Regions from separate parts of the Homo sapiens genome. Here region 2 is linked to region 1. A link is an interaction called in ENCODE POLR2A ChIA-PET data of the cell type or tissue named here. Cell type or tissue: Panc1. All regions are shown on one strand.

Evidence for each region. ChIA-PET counts read pairs that join two places held together with the same protein. Peaks named below come from ENCODE experiments on the same cell type or tissue, not always from the same donor. Only the 100,000 strongest peaks of a DNase experiment are listed, where the experiment ranks them.
Region 2: POLR2A ChIA-PET joins it to region 1 with 5 read pairs; 3 of 35 experiments call an interaction of 5 or more read pairs at or near these places.

Annotation. Positions count from the first base shown.
Region 1 is chr10:13,379,408-13,387,407 of GRCh38, reverse strand. LOC105376419 (a long non-coding RNA gene) reads right to left here and starts at 4,397. Exons shown (of 3, transcript XR_930671.3): 1 at 4,051-4,397. In Panc1, no CTCF peak of the experiment used is centred here; no DNase peak of the experiment used is centred here; H3K4me3 peaks cover 942 bases; H3K27me3 peaks cover 404 bases.
Region 2 is chr10:12,946,838-12,954,837 of GRCh38, reverse strand. All of the region lies in intron 2 of CCDC3 (coiled-coil domain containing 3), which reads left to right. Among named protein-coding and RNA genes, the nearest start is that of CCDC3, 51 kb to the left of the region's middle. In Panc1, a CTCF peak has its summit at 5,363; no DNase peak of the experiment used is centred here.

The DNA of each region.
Region 1 (8,000 bases):
ATGATCCTCCTGCCTCAACCTCCCAAAGTGCTGGGATTACAGGTGTGAGCCACCACGCCTGGCAAAGAAAGCTTTACTAAATGACTTTATTTATTGTAGTGAGGGCCGAGACTGGTTAGGTGCATTTGGGTCAAAATCATGGAAGGCCTTGAATACCAGGACAAAGGGAGCACTTATGGATTCCTGACCAAGACGGTGCCTTGATTCTCCCTAAATGTCTTACAAGTATTTTTTGTATTTATATTATTGTATGCATTTTAAAAAATATGCTCATATGATTTTCTTTTTTTTTTTTTTTTTTTTGAGATGGAGTCCTGCTCTGTTGCCCAGGCTGGAGTGCAATGGCGTGATCTCGGCTCACGGCAACCTCCACCTCCTGCTTTCAAGCGATTCTCCCCTCTCAGCCTCCCAAGTAGCTGGGATTACAGGCACACCAACACCATGCCTGGCTAATTTTTGTATTTTTGGTGAAAATAGGGTTTTGCCATATTGGCCAGCTGGTCTGAAACTCCTGACCTCAAATGATCCGCCCACCTCAGCCTCCCAAAGTGCTGGGATTACAGGCGTGAGTCACCGCGCCCGGCCCAATTTTCTCATTTCTGACCTCTTATTCACACAGATCTTGTTCTGATTGCTTCTAAACACTATCACAGGCATTTGATAGTTTTGTATTTCTTCTGCTTTTGTCATTCCCCACCTAGTCCTAGAATGTACTTTTACTCTCTGTCTTGGACATATAAATTTCCTTTTCCTCTCCCCTCCCTGAATCCGTAAGCACCTCTATCATGCCCTTTAACTTGTCTGCTTTTCTCTCAAAGATCTTCCCTTTTTCCTCCCTTTGCTGTCCAACTGTCCTGATTCTACTGACCATCACTTACTTCGGTTTTAGGTTCCCCAATTCCCATTACTTAGATCCTACTCATTTCCCACAGAAGGCTGCAGAGAACAATAACCTCAGCCAGAAAGCAATCAGGAATTATTCACTGATTGGTGGGTTGCCTGCACTTTTCACATCTCTTTTCCAGAACCACTGGGAGCACCAGCAGATCCTGCCCACCTGTGAGATGGGCAGAACCCTGGCCGTCCTGCCTGCGGAGACAGCTTTAGGATGATGCTGGAAGCTACTGCTTCACCCACTGCTGTCCAAGAAGCCTTACCCACATGATCTCAACCTTCAAACAGCCCTGTCATGTGGGTTCCTGCCCCTATTCCACTGATAAAGATGTTACAATTTAGAGAAATCTTTTTTTTTTTAGACGAAGTTTCACCCTTTTTGCCCAGGCTGGAGTGTGGAGCGCAATGGTGCGATCTCGGCTCACTGCAACCTCCACCTCCCAAGTTCAAGCGATTCTCCTGCCTCAGCCTCCACAGTAGCTGGGATTACAGGTGCCCGCCATCACACCCAGCTAATTCTTTGTATTTTTAGTAGAGACAAGATTTCACCATGTTGGCCAGGCTGGTCTCAAACTCCTGACCTCAGGTGATCCACCCGTCTCAGCATCCCAAAGTGCTGGGACTACAGGCGTGAACCACCGCTCCTGTAATTTCTGTTTATAAAGATTTTCTTTTAAGAATTGCCAAGATTAGGCCAAGCAAATCCCACCTCCCAAAGTGCTGGGATTACAGGCATGACTTGTCCAGCCAAGGTAGAAGGATCGCTTGAGTTCAGGAGTTTGAAACCAGCCTGGGCAACATGGTGAGAACCCCGTGTCTACAAAAAATGTAAAAATTAGCGGGGCACAGTGGCATGCGCCTGTAGTCCCAGCTACTTGGGAGACTGAGGTGGGGGGAATACTTGAGCCCGGGAGGTCAAGGTTGCAGTGAGTCATGATGGTGCCACTGCACTCCAGCCTGGGTGACAGAGAGAGACCCTGTCTCAAGAAAAAGAAAGAAAAGAAAAGAAAAGAAAAAAACAGGATTGTAACAAATCCATTCACTTCCTGTCCCTCTCTCTTTACAGCTTCAGCAGCACAGCCTCCATCTTTGGACCCAAGCTTGGAAAGCATAGCTCCCTCTTTTAGACGTTGTCCATTTCAAAGCATCTCCAGTCTGGATCAACAGAAGGATGATGTGTTTATGTCCTTCCCTGTCTGTTCCTTAAAGCAACCTTAAGTCTGGAACATGAATTCTCTTTTTTAAACAAATTTAAAAACTTTGTAGAGAATTCAAAAGGTACAAAGGGTAGCCACACAGGCTACCATTGTCACCGCTTCCTTGTAGCTTCTGGACTCTTGGTGGCATTTGCCAATTCAAACAAAGAAAAAGTCTATGTGAATAGTTTTGTTTTCCCCTGTGACTTTAAGCTACTTAAAAGAAAATTTGGCCAGACACCGTGGCTCACTCCTGTAATCCCAGCACTTTGGGAAGCTGTGGCAGGCAGATCACGAGGTCAGGAGTTTGAGACCAGCCTGACCAACATAGAGAAACCTCGTCTCTACTAAAAATACAAAACAATTAGCCGGGCGTGGTGGCACATGCCTGTGATCCCAGCTACTCAGGAGGCTGAGACAGGAGAATCGCTTGAACCTGGGAGGTGGAGGTTGCAGTGAGCCGAGCTCGCGCCATTGCACTCCAGCCTTGGAACAAGAGTGAAACTCTGTCTAAAAAAAAAAAAAAAAAAAAAGCATGGTCTTTGTCTTAACCCTCCTGGCATCCTCATATAGTTCACGAAAAAAGAGAGAGACAGGAAGAGGAAGAATCGCTTCTGTTAATCCTCTTCACCTAGCTTCACTTGGCAACATCATCAGTTCTCCTCATTTGCATGATCTGTTCTTTCTCTCACTATTATTGAGTGTTCCAGTCTCTGCTTATTGGCAAAATAAGACCTAGGTTTCTCATTAGTTTGTGTTTACTGAAGAGTCAAAGGCTAAAGATTTTACCTTGCCCGGCAATATTTTCTGTCTCCAAAGCAGTATCTGACTGACTCTCTGGTGCCGACAATTGAGAATACTGGCAAGAAATGAGCTGGTGAGGGTGTGCCATCTGCTTCTAAAACTTCATTCAGAAAGTTACATGCAGTTTACAAATATAATGTCTCAAAATACACTCAGAGGCAGCTGTGTTGGTGCTCTAGGGTGTCAGAGCCGTAAAGAGGTAAAAGGCTCAGAAGTCAGCCGAATCCCAGCTGGGTCTTCCCCCAGCCACCAGACTTGGAAAGGCTGCGAGCTGCTCTGAGCTGCTTCTGTGTTGAGCTCTACCTCTCAGGGTTTCTGAGGCTACTGAGCTAACAAACGCAAATGTCTACCATACTCCGCTGGGCGCGGTGGCGCACGCCTGTAATCCCAGCACTTTGGGAGGCCAAGGCGGGCGGATTGCCTGAGCTCAGGAGTTTGAGACCAGCCTGGCCAACTTGGTGAAACCCCGTCTCTACTAAAAATATGAAAGATTAGCCGGGGGTGGTGGCGGGCGCCTGTAATCCCAGCTACTCGGGAGGCTGAGGCAGGAGAATCGCTTGAACCCGGGAGGCGGAGGTTGCAGTGAGCCGAGATCGCGCCATTGCACTCCAGCCTGGGAGACAGAGACCCCGTCTCAAAAAACAAAAAAAAAAAAAAAAAAAAAAAAGAAGGAAGAAGAAGAAGAAAATTAAAATCAGCTGGGCATTTTTTTTCCCCATGGTATAAAAATGAAGGCCGCCCAGAAGCACAGTCCTGCACTTTTCCCTCCAGCCTGGCCTTGCTTAGAGCTGCTCTGCTCGACAGGGTGCTCCGAGTGAAGAGGGCGCACCCCGCTACCTGCGCGCCTTGGCTCCCTGCCTCTCCAGCCGCACCTCCGGGTGGAATTTACCTGGAATGATCGCTTTCCTCCCCGCCCCCACCCCGGCCACTCTCAGGTCCTCCTGTCATTTCACCTTTTCTCTGCTTCACAGAACCCTTGAATGGTAATCTGCTTTTATTTTCCTGAACTTCTGAACTCTTCCTGTGTCTTTAACCTCCGGTCGTTGGCGATCAGCCTCGGATTCCTTTATCTGCCGTTGGCTTGGCTGAGGCTTTTGCCGTGGGAGAATCGGAGAATTTTTCACAGTGGTTCTGTCTCACGCGTGATCACACTTACCTGCCACGCCGCCTGTGCTTTCTCCCTTTTCTCTCCCTCCTTTACAGCTGAGCAAACATTTCCTCTCCTATCGGTGCTTGCACGCCAGGGTTTTTTCCTTTGCGATCTGGTCTGCCCTGCCTGGCGCTCCCCACCCACTTCTTCCAGGCTATTCCCGGTCTTTAGTCCTACAGGTGCCAGATTCTAGGCTATTGCTGGGCAAAATGAAATGGTCTTTAGTCCCACAAGTGACAGAGATGATACCATCTCCCCAGCTCCTCCAAGGAATTCTGAACCACCTTGTCGGTTTCAGGAGTCTCAAGTTCAAGTGCTGGGAAACCTGTGTTTGTAGGCTGAGTAACCGCCCAGCTCAGCTCAGTAACCCGGGAACGTGGCTCTGCTCCCCAAGGTGGAAGGCTCACTCCACCACCTCCCGTGTGCAAGCCTACATTCTCCTGTCCACACCCGAGTTCCGCTAAGTATTTTACTTGGCTGGCATTGCCGTGTCTTTTTAGCCATACTAAAACGGCGTCTTTCATACCAGCTTCCTGTCTCACTGAAGATGGAGAAGTGTTTGTTTCTTGTCCGGCTTGGTGTGGTGCAACCGCAAGACTAAATCAGAGGCTCCCATTTTTTATCCCCATATATTTTTTAGGGCGTGTCATGAATTCTCGCTGTTAGTAACACACTTTTTCTAAATTTCAAAAGTTGTGTCTTTGAGGATTACAGTGGAGAGATTTTTGTCATCTCAATTCTCCTCGCAAAATTTTTGCCTTGGAATATTTTACAGGTGATCAAATGTCTATTTATTTATTTATTTATTTATTTATTTTTGAGGCGGGGTCTCACTCTGTCGCCCAGGCTGGAGTGCAGTGGCACAAACTTGGCTCACTGCAGCCTCCTCCTCCTGGGTTCAAGCCATTCTCGTCTCTCAGCCTCCCGAGTAGCTAGGATTACAGGATCATGCCACCATGCCTGGCTAATTTTTCTACTTTTAGTAGAGACGGAGTTTCACCATGTTGGCCAGGCTGGTTTTGAACTCCTGACCGCAGGTGATTCACCCACCTCAGCCTCCCAAAGCGCTGAGATTACAAGCGTGAGCCACTGCGCCCGGGCTTTTTTGAGACTGTGTCTTGCTCTGTCGCTCAGGCTGGAGTGCAGTGGCACCATCATAGCTTACTGCAGCCTCAAACTCCTGGGCTCAAGGGATCTTCTCACCTCCTGCCTCCCAAAGCACTGAGATTATAGGCGTGAGCCACCACACCTGGTCCAAATGTCCTTTCTAAATGGTGGTGGTCCTTTCTAAACTATGTAAGTCCCTTTTTGTTAGGGAGTTTCCTTTTTATCTTACGGAAAACGAGAGACATTGATATAGGAGTTAGGAAGAAATCACTTAAGCAGATAGTGAGGGTATGGAAGTCCTCAGTAAGGCTTTTTCTTTTTAATGAAAAGCAGTCCCAAATCACTTTCTAACAAAGAGCAGTGTGTAAAGTCTGCAGACATAGACAAGCAAATTGGGAGCTTGCACAGGTGAATGCGAGCAGGAACTAGGAGCTAGACATGTTCAGCATGGCAGATCCATTTTCCCTTCTCTGCCAGCCACGTGTACACTAAGGAGCAGAAAAGATGGCACCAGACAAAGGGAGAATTCACTTGCATAATAAGATTAGGGTAGGCACCCACCACCACGCCTGGCTAATTTTTGTATTTTTTAATAGGGACGGGGTTTTGCCATGTTGGTCAGGCTGGTCTCGAACTCCTGACCTCAGGTGATCTGCCCACTTCAGCCTCCCAAAGTGCTGGGATTACAGGCATGAGCCACCACACCCAGCCTCCTTTTCCTTCTTGAATCTGATCTCCAGATGACTCAATTACTTTGCAGTTCTATAATCTCACCCTCCTTCCCTCGTCAGTTCATTCTCGCATTTGCCACTGTACATTCTGGTATAAAATTTATTCTGGGGCCAGGCACGGTGGCTCACACCTATAATCCCAGCATCTTGGGAGGCTGAGGTGGGAGGATTGCTTGAAGCCAGGGGTTCCAGGCTACACTGAGCTATGATCATGCCACTGCACTCCAGCCAGGGCGACAGAGCAAGAAAATGTCTCTCTAAAAAAAAAAAAAAAAAAAAATTCTCTTTTTTGTTTGTTTATTTGTTTTTGGACAGTATTGATCTGTCGCCCACACTGGAGTGCAGTGGCATAATCACAGATCACTGCAGCCTTGACCTCCTAGGCTCAGGTGGTTCTCCCACCTCAACCTCCCAAACAGCTGGGAATACAGGTGCATGCCACCATGGCCAGCTCATTTTTGTATTTTTTTGTATAGATGGGGTTTTGCCATGTTGCCCAGGCTGCTCTCAAACTCCTGGGCTTAAGCAATCCTCCTGCCTTCTGCCCCCACCACACCTGGCCAAAAATTCTGTTCTTTACCTTCACAGTGGGGACCCCTTGGTTTCTCCTCCTCGATTTCACCCACTATCCCCGTAAGGACAAATGAAAGAAATGGAAGCAAGGAGATGCCCTGAGGAATAGCAACTCTTGTAAGCAGTGACTGGACTGCCGAATCCTGGGGTTCAACCACCAGCTTTCTTTGGGGGCCTCATCCTGTGTTAGGTTTCAACAGCTTCCTTGAAGTCTAAGCCACAGCTCCATCCTCATTTCCAAAAGGGTGTTCCCAAGTTGATGTTCCTTTTGGCTCTTCTCATACACATTTTTCCCCCAAATGTTCCAATAAGAAACAAATGTGAGCACTTCCCTACAGAAGTAAACTAAGAACCTGCGGAATCGCAGATGTTTAGAGGTGGAATAGCGCTAGGCCAGGGAGTATCTTTTTCCCACTGGGATGGAGCATAGGCCATGTGGATGTTTTCATTGACAATAGCAGCAATTTGACAAGAGTCCATGGATGGTGGTGTAGGACATGCCTCAAACATGAATCCAGACCATGCAGAGGCTTCACTCATCTATATTTTCTTTCTTTCTTTCTTTCTTTTTGAGATGGAGTTTTGCTCTTGTTGCCCATAATGGAGTGCAATGGTGTAATCTCGGCTCACTGCAAATTCCGCCTCCTGGGTTCAAGTGATTCTCCTGCCTCAGCCTCCTGAGTAGCTGGGATTACAGGCATGCGCCACCACGCCTGGCTAATTTTGCATTTTTAGTAGAGACGAGGTTTCTCCATGTTGGTCAGGCTGGTCTCGAACTCCCGACCTCAGTTGATCCGCTCGCCAAAGTGCTGGGATTACAGGCGTGAGCCACCGTGCCCGGAAGAATTTACTTTCTCCTCCCAGTTAATGTTTGCTCTCAGAAAGGAAGCTGATCAAGGTAATTTATGCCCTATGATTGCTTTTGAGATATAATATACATATCATAAAATTCACCCTTTCAAAGGGCACAATTCAGTGGTTTTCAGTGTATTCCAATGATGTGCAACCATCACCACCATATAATTCTAGAACATTTTTGTCACCCCCCGAAAGAATCTCTGTCCCCAATAGTAGTCATTCCCATTCCCCTCTTTCCCAGCCCCTGGCAACCAGCAATATATTTTCTGTTTCTGGGAATCTGCCTATTCTGGATATGCCCTAGAAAAGGCATCACAATATATGATCCTTCGCACCTGGCTTCTTTTACGTAGAATAGTGTTTTCAAGGTTCATCCATTTTGTAGCATGGATCAGCACTTGATTCCTTTTTATGGCTGAGTATTATTCTATTGTGTGGTTATATAGAACTCATTTGTTTTTTTGTTTTTTTATTGGGCTTTTATTTAAAAATACTTTTTTAAAATTATACTTTAAGTTCTAGGGTACATGTGCACAACATGCAGGTTTGTTACATATGTATACATGTGCCATGTTGGTGTGCTGCACCCATTAACTCTTCATTTAACGTTAGGTATATCTCCTAATGCTATCCCTCCCCCCACACCCATGACAGGCCCCGGTGTGTGACTTTCCCCTTCCTGTGTCC
Region 2 (8,000 bases), 430 kb after region 1:
ATATTTTATAAAATATGTGTTATATCCCATTTGCCATAGTTTGGTTTGTCCCCTCCAAATTCCATGTTGAAATTTGATCCCCGACGTTGGAGGTGCCGCCTAATGGAAGGTGTTTGGGTCATGGGGGTGGATCCCTTGTCAATGGCTTGGTGCCATCTCCGTGGGAATGAATGAGTTTTCACTCTGTAAGTTCCTATGAAAGCTGGTTATTAAAAAGAGCCTGGTGCCTCCCTTCTCTCTTGCTTTCTCTCTCACCATGTGATGCCAGCTTCCCTTCACCTTCCACCATGAGTGGAAGCTTCCTGAGCCCCTACCAGAAGTAGATGCTGGCGCCATGCTTCTTGTACAGCCTGCAGAATTGTGAGCCAAATAAACCTCTTTTCTTTATGAGTTACCCAGCATCAGATGTTCCTTTATACCAACACAAATGGACAAAGACGTAATTTGATAATCTACATCATGGAAAGAAAATTCAGGATCATTCCAAATCAAAACTATTTGAGTTGAATGTCTTTTATGAACACTTTGTTTCAATTCAATATAGCCAAGCCAGTAATTTGGGATAGGACAGATAATGGGCATTCTGGGTAAACTACTAGAGTATTGATTTTCTGAGTGACTTGTAGACATTGCATAGCATAATTTCTCCTCACTAGATCAGAGGCCAGTAGACTATAGCCTGTAGCTACATCTGATCAACTAGTTAAATCTGGCCTGGTACCTGTTTTTGTGTGGCCTCTGAGTTAAGTGTGCTTTTTAAAATTTTTTAGTAGTTAAAATGAATATTTTGTGCATTAAAATGTATGAAATTCAAATTGATGGCTGTAAATAAGGTGTTTTTGGATCACAGCCATGCTCAGTTGTTTACTAATTGTCCTTGTCAGTGGCTGCCTTTGTGCTACAGAGTCATGGTTGAGTAGTTGCAACAGAAATGGGATGGCCCACAAAGCTGAAATATTTATTATCCGGCCTTTACTGAAAAAGTTTGCCAGTGCCTGTTCTAGACACTTTGGAAGTCTAGCTTCCAAAGACTTATGTTGTTCTCTTCTTCTCCCTACACAAAAGGTTTTTTTTCTTCTGTGATCAAGGCTTCTGAGCATTGCCTGGGGCCGAGTGCCTCGAGGCCCCCTGTGGCTCTTCTGAAGTCACAGCTCCACAGGGTAGAGCTGAGCAAGCTGTCCTCCCAGCTCGTGGTCCCCCAGCAAGGCAGCAGTAAGACTCACAGCAGAGAAAACTCTGCCCATGTTTAAACAGTGTGTGTCTGAGCAGTAGGCTAATAACTTCTCCGTGGCATGCCTGTTCAAACACAATCAACCACAGATCTTCTGTTTTCCTTTTGCTTCTAATCGTACCTGTATTCTCTCTGTATTTTAATCTTGTTTAATTTCCTCAGTATATCCCTACAGATGTAGTATTGGGGATATAAAGACATGAGCTAGTGGAGCGGGAGGGGGTCTGATAGGGTTTGGCTGTGTCCCCACCCAAATCTTATCTTGAATTCCCGTGTGTTGTGAGAGGGACCTGGTGGGAGGTGATTGAATCACGGGGTCAGGTCTTTCCCGTGCTGTTTTCATGACAGTGAATAAGTCTCATGAGATCTGATAGTTTTAAAAATGGGAGTTTCCCTGCACAAGCTCTTTGCCTGCTGCCATCCTTGTAAGATGTGACTTGCTCCTCCTTGCCTTCTACCATGATTGTGAGGCCTCCCCAGCTGTGTGGAACTGTAAGTCCATTAAACTTTTTTTTTCCTGTATAAATTACCCAGTCTCGGGTACGTCTTTATCAGCAGTGTGAAAACGGCCTAATACGGGGTCCAACAGGACTGTGTGGATTACCCCTCCCTCCCTTCCTTCCTTTGATATTCTTTGAATAAGATCAACTGTAGCCCTCAAGAAGCTCAAAATCTGAAGGAAAGCAGAGTAAAACATCTAACCAGATGAACTGCAAGAGGATGATAGAAATAAACCCATGGATGTGCACATGGTACAGTGGTAACCTGGATGAGAACTTCATTTACTCAGCAGAGGTTGAGGTTAAGGGCATGTGGTGAGGGAAGGCTTTGAGGTCACACCTGGCCTGGGGCTTGAAGGAGGATGGTGATAAATTGCTGGGCTCCCAAAATGACTGGAATCTCAGGCAGAGAACACTGAATTTGCAGTGTCACCAAGTCATAAAATAGCCACATGCACCTGGAGAATTCGGATTCGTTCATCAATGCCAAAGGATGAAGTTCAAAATGGGGCAAGGAGGAGGAAGTTGCCACTGGAAAGTAAGAGGGGAACTCGGCTGTGAAGACACATCATGGGCTAGTCTGGGAGTTATTCTAGATGATGGAATGCCATCAAAACATTTCAAGCTGGAGAGAAATACATTCTGGGTTCTGTTTTGTTCTCTCAGTCTACCTGAGTATATTCATTTGCACCTCAATGAAACATGATTTCTTTGTTGGGTTCAATACATGGTCCATGACCGTAAAAGATTATTTTTGAGTTTGGGGATTGTCCTAATTCATTCTATCATCAAGTCATAATGATTTGCTGAGCTAATATTTATTGAGGGCCTACTTTGTGCCAGGAACTATCCTAAGAACTGAGGATGGAGCAGTGAACCAACAAAACCTTCTCCCTCCTGAGGTCACATTCTATCTGGTGCCTGCTAGATAATATGTTCATGGTCTGGGGAGAACCACATGAGCCTGTTTCTTGGTCTCACCTGATTTGGGCACGATCAGTTTGGCTATGTTCTCTAGGCGGCTAGAAGTGGCTAGAAGTCATTTCTATTCTGTACCTTTATTTCCTTATCTGTCCAAAGGGTATACTCGTGGCCTATGGTGAAGATACCAGAAGGTTGTACTAGACATGGTACAGACAGGGACTGAGTTTCTTGGAAGGTGAATGCACAAGAGACATAAAAAGAGGAGTTCTTACAAAAACACCAGCGATCCCTCTCCACTGTGTATGAAATCAGTGGCTTCCATGTGCTCTGGGCTGTAGCCCACACAAAGAACAACTTTTTTTTTTTTTTTTTTTTTTTGAGATGAAGTCTCACTCTGTTGTCCAGGCTGGAGTATTGTGGCTCAGTCTCAGCTTACTGCAACCTCCGCCTCCCAGGTTCAAGTGATTCTCCTGCCTCAGCCTCCTGAGTAACTGGGACTACAGGCGCATGCCATCACACCCAGCTAATTTTTTGTATTTTAGTTAGAGACGGGGTTTCACTGTGTTAGCCAGGATGGTCTCCATCTCCTGACCTTGTGATCCACCCGTCTCAGCCTCCCAAAGTGCTGGGATTACAGGCGTGAGCCACAGAGTGTCACAAAACTGCATAAATGATGCCTGATACTTCCTGTCCACCCTGCTTTATTTACAGATGCTGGTAGAGACCCCCGGATGGATTTCACAGCCCACTGCTAATGGATCATGCCCTGTAGATTAGGAGCCATCGCATTAGGTCAAACATTCCTTAAATGGGTTTTAAACTTTTTTTTGAGACAGTCTCACTTTGTCACCCAGGCTGGAGTGCAGTGGTGCAATCACAGCTCTCTCTAGCTTGGCCTACTGCTTCAGCCTCCCGAGTACCTGGGACTACAGGTGCACACCACCATGTCCAGCTAATTAAAAAAAATTATTTTTGTAGAGATGAGAGTCTCACTATGTTTCCCAGGTTGGTCTTGAAGTCCTGGACTCGAGTATTCCTTCCAAAGTGCTTGAATTACAGGCATGAGCCACTGTGCTTGGCCTAAACTTTTTATTTCTCACAGTGCTCACTGAATACTTTCTGATTGATTGCCTCAGCTCCTGCTTGGCCTTTTCTAACCCAAGCTACTGTGCAGAGTGAGCCAGAGAAAGCTCAACCTTCGTGTTATCGAGGAAGGCCAGACAGACGCACCCTACTGCAGACTCAGCCCCTCTCAAGGTGACCTAGGCTGACCTGTCATGATTACTCCAGTTGGGCATTAAATGGAGTCAGGTGTGGTGGGGGAGCAGCCACCCCCAAGCCCCCCATATCTTCCTCACAGAGTCTGTCAGTGCTGAATATGTGATTGTGTCATGACGCCTTTCTCTAGAGAAGCCCACAGGTCTGAGCTTGTGTGGTATGTGGGTGCTTCTAAGGGTTTCTGACATGGGCGAGGAGTCAGGAACTGTAGAAATGTTTGCATTTGCCTTCTGTGTTCTAACAGTATACAGGAGAGGAAGTCAAAGTCCAGGATAAGGAGAAAAAAATGATAACCAAGTGCAAGGTTTTTAGGGTCACCAACCCCAAAGTATGAAAGCATTTCATGTTGTTTCAGTAGAGAACAATTTGCCTCGTTCTGCTCTTTGCATCTGAACTGATCTCAGTCTTAATGGCTAGAATCTGATGGGGTGGTGGATGAATTCTTTAGATTGTTGCTTTTTAATCCCAGCAGATGCCTGTATTTTTAATTGAAACAAACCCCTGGGAAGAGCATCCTCCTGACCATTTAGGTTGAATCTCTTTCTCTTAAAACTGCTTTCCGGAGGGTGCTTTGGAGAGCATTTCCTGTTAGCTTGAACTCTTACACCTGAGGCCTTATTTGTCATGTGTAGTTATTCATGCATTCAATAATTATTAAGCTCCAGCAGGCAGAGGAAGGCCTTGGGTTAGTCAGGGCACTGGTAACAGCTTCTATAGGAGATGGGACAAGAAAAGGACCCATGTGGTCTGGATTGGGCAAGGAAAGCTTTTACAAGGAGAGAGAACAGTAGATGCAGGAAAGGGAATGGGAGGCTGGGGGCATGGCCAGAGTGAAGGCATGGAGAAGAGACAGCAGAGATGAGCACAGGAGGTGATGATGGGCTTGGATGTGACAGGTGGCACCAACTAGGAGAGAACACAGGTGTGTGAACCCAAAGTAGGCACACAGATATGGATACCACATGGCTGCTTTGAAGTGTGTATCTCTGGGTCTACACGGTCACCAAATATACATTAGATGAGATGACCTCAGCCTGATTTCACCACCTAATTTCTTGACAGTCTCTGCACCCATTACCATTTGCTTCCTTAGAAGTCATGATTGCACTTTCCTCTGGGCAGAAAACCCAGATATACTGGTATTAAGACTGGAATAGTCTTTTGCTTCAGGATCTGATAGGATCTCCTGAAAAGAGCCAGGCCAGGCTATTACTTACATTGATTTAGGAAAGTGAACCTGCGATTATAATTTTTTTCTCAGCAAGCAAGGCAGTTATGTATCTTGTTGGGGAAAGTAGTGTGTATTCTTTAGGATTCAGCTCAGCTTCAGTATTGGAAAACCCTAGTAATACTGGCTCAGGTAGATGTTTATTTCTCTTGTGTGAAGTCCAGGCTGGAATGGAACTCCACAGTGTCAGATCCCTCCATCGGGTGGCTCCACTGAGCATGGCCTCCGTGGCTAAGTTCAACTCCTGGTCCAAGATGGCAGCTCCAGCCATATCACGTCTGCATTCCAGCCAACAGGAAGGAAAAAAGAGTAAGAGAAGGACATGCTTTTTCCCTTTATGAAGCACTTCACTGAAGCTGTGCACACCACTTCTGCTTATATCCCATAGCCAAAACTTACTCATGTGGCCACACCCGGTTCAAGGCAGGCTGGGATATGTGGTCTTTATTCCCGGCAGCCATGTGCCCAGTTACAGAGTTCTCTTAGCAGCTTTTACTAAGGAGGAAACAAGGGGAACACTGGCAGTTGTGTCTGGCTCTTCTGCTATTTAGCTAACCAGCAGTGTTTGCTCCCAGGAGCCCCCAAAATTGTGATGTTGCAGTTCACTCATGGCCCAGCTACTGAGGACATTATGTAGGTATCCCCATAATGTCATGAGATATAAAAGAATTGCCTCCCAGCACTTTGGGAGGCCGAGGCGGGTGGATCACGAGGTCAGGAGATCAAGACCATCCTGGCTAACACGGTAAAACCCTGTCTGTACTAAAAATACAAAAAATTAGCCGGGCATGGTGGTGGGCGCCTGTAGTCCCAGCTACTCGGGAGGCTGAGGCAGGAGAATGGCGTGAACCCGGGAGGTGGAGCTTGCAGTGAGCCGAGATAGGCCACTGCAGTCCAGCCTGGGCAAAAGAGCAAGACTCTGTCTCAAAAAAAAAAAAAAAAAAAAAACTGCCTTAAAAATGAGGACTTAAATTTTTACCCCTTTTCGTCTTCAGTTGGTCACCAAATTTAGCGCTTCTAGTAATTTAAGGTGTTGGACCAGTGGTCTAAAGAAGGGCAAACTCTATTTGACAATGACTCTCACATTAGAGTTGAAGAAAGAGATACACTTTTTCAACTCTAGGAAAAGTCCCAAAGGTAGAGAAAACACACGGGGTTCTGGAGCTGAAGGTGGCCCCTCCCGTGTGTGTGTGTGTGTGTGTGTGTGTGCAATTGTCTGCCTGCCTTTAGCCACATCAAACTCTTCACCATGATATCACACATGCCTGAGAGAGAGGCCCTGGTCTCCTCCATATCCTGAGTCAGTTTAGTATATGGGCTGTATTAGTCTGTTCTCATGCTGCTAATAAAGACATACCTAAAACTGGGTAATTTATGAAGGAAAGAGGTTTAATGGACTCACAGTTCCATGTGGCTGGGGAGGCCTCACAATTATGGTGGAAGGCGAAGGAAGAGCAAAGGCACATCTTATGTGGTGGCAGGCAAGAGAGTGTGTGCAGGGGAACTGCCCTTTATAAAACCATCAGATCTCGTGGGACTTATATAATGAGAACAGCATGGAAAAAACCTGACCCCATGATTCAGTTACCTGCCACAACCCATGGGGATTATTACAATTCAAGGTGAGATTTGGGTGGGGACACAGAGTCAAACTGTATCACCGACCAAGAGCTGGGCTCTGGAGTCAGGCTGCATGTGTTCAAAGCTTGGGTCTTCCAATTTCACTTAATAGGTGAGACATCTTGGGTCTGTCTTCTGAGCCTCTGTTTCTCCCATCTATGAGCTGAGGGACAATGCTAATAAGAGCAGGCACACCACAGGATTGTCAGGAGGCCGTGCTTAGCACAATACCTGACCCGTTGGTAAGGACTTAAAGGAAGTCAATCCACTGCTCTCCTCTAACTCATCTCTTCATACAAGAGGCACTTAATTATCAATTTATTAGTTACTGCTAAGCCCAACTCTTAGCAATGTATTCTACTCAGTCAGGTACTGAGTATCTCCTGTTTGTCCAGCTCCTGTTGCCTGGCTCAAAATAATTAGAAGATCTAGATTCCCGTCCACAGGGAGTGTATAATCTACTTGAAAATATAAAACACCATATAGGGTGGCCTGTAGCTGAGGTGACAAAGTCACAGGCCATTTTATCAGTGCCTCATGTATTTTTAGCACCCAACACTCTGGCACATGGTGGAAGCTCATGAAATATTTGTTGTATAGAAGTGAACAGGCCAGGTGTGGTGACCCACGCCTGTAATCTCAGCACTTTGGGAGGCCAAGGCAGGCAGATCACTGGAGGTCAGGAGTTCCAGACCAGCCTGGCCAACATGGTGAAACCATGTCTCCACTGAAAATACAAAAATTAGCCAGGTGTGGTGGTGGGCGCCTGTAATCTCAGCTACTTGGGAGGCTGAGGCAGGAGAATCACTTGAACCTGGGAGGCAGAAGTTCCTGTGAGCCAAGATCATGCCACTGCACTCCAGCCTGGGCTACCAAGCAAGACCCTGTCTCCAAAAAACAAAAAAAAAAAAAAGTGAGCAAAAGATGAGAATGGGAATGTTACATTACTTTGAAACTACATCAGGCACTCCAAAAAACTAAGGAGACAGAGCTGTGGGTGGCAGAATTTTTGACCGAAAATAAACTGTGGAGATAGAAACAAAAAAGGAAAACCAGCAATAAGAGAGCTGGCCTCTGTCTTTTGCTTTTCCGTTCGGTTTTCTATTTCTTCTTGGCTTCCATCCTCCCTTATGCTAGTGGCGGAGGGGGCTGAATGTAGTGACAGGATCTTTAGGAAAGTATAATTTTGAGGTAGTACAGGATGAGATGATTACCAAAT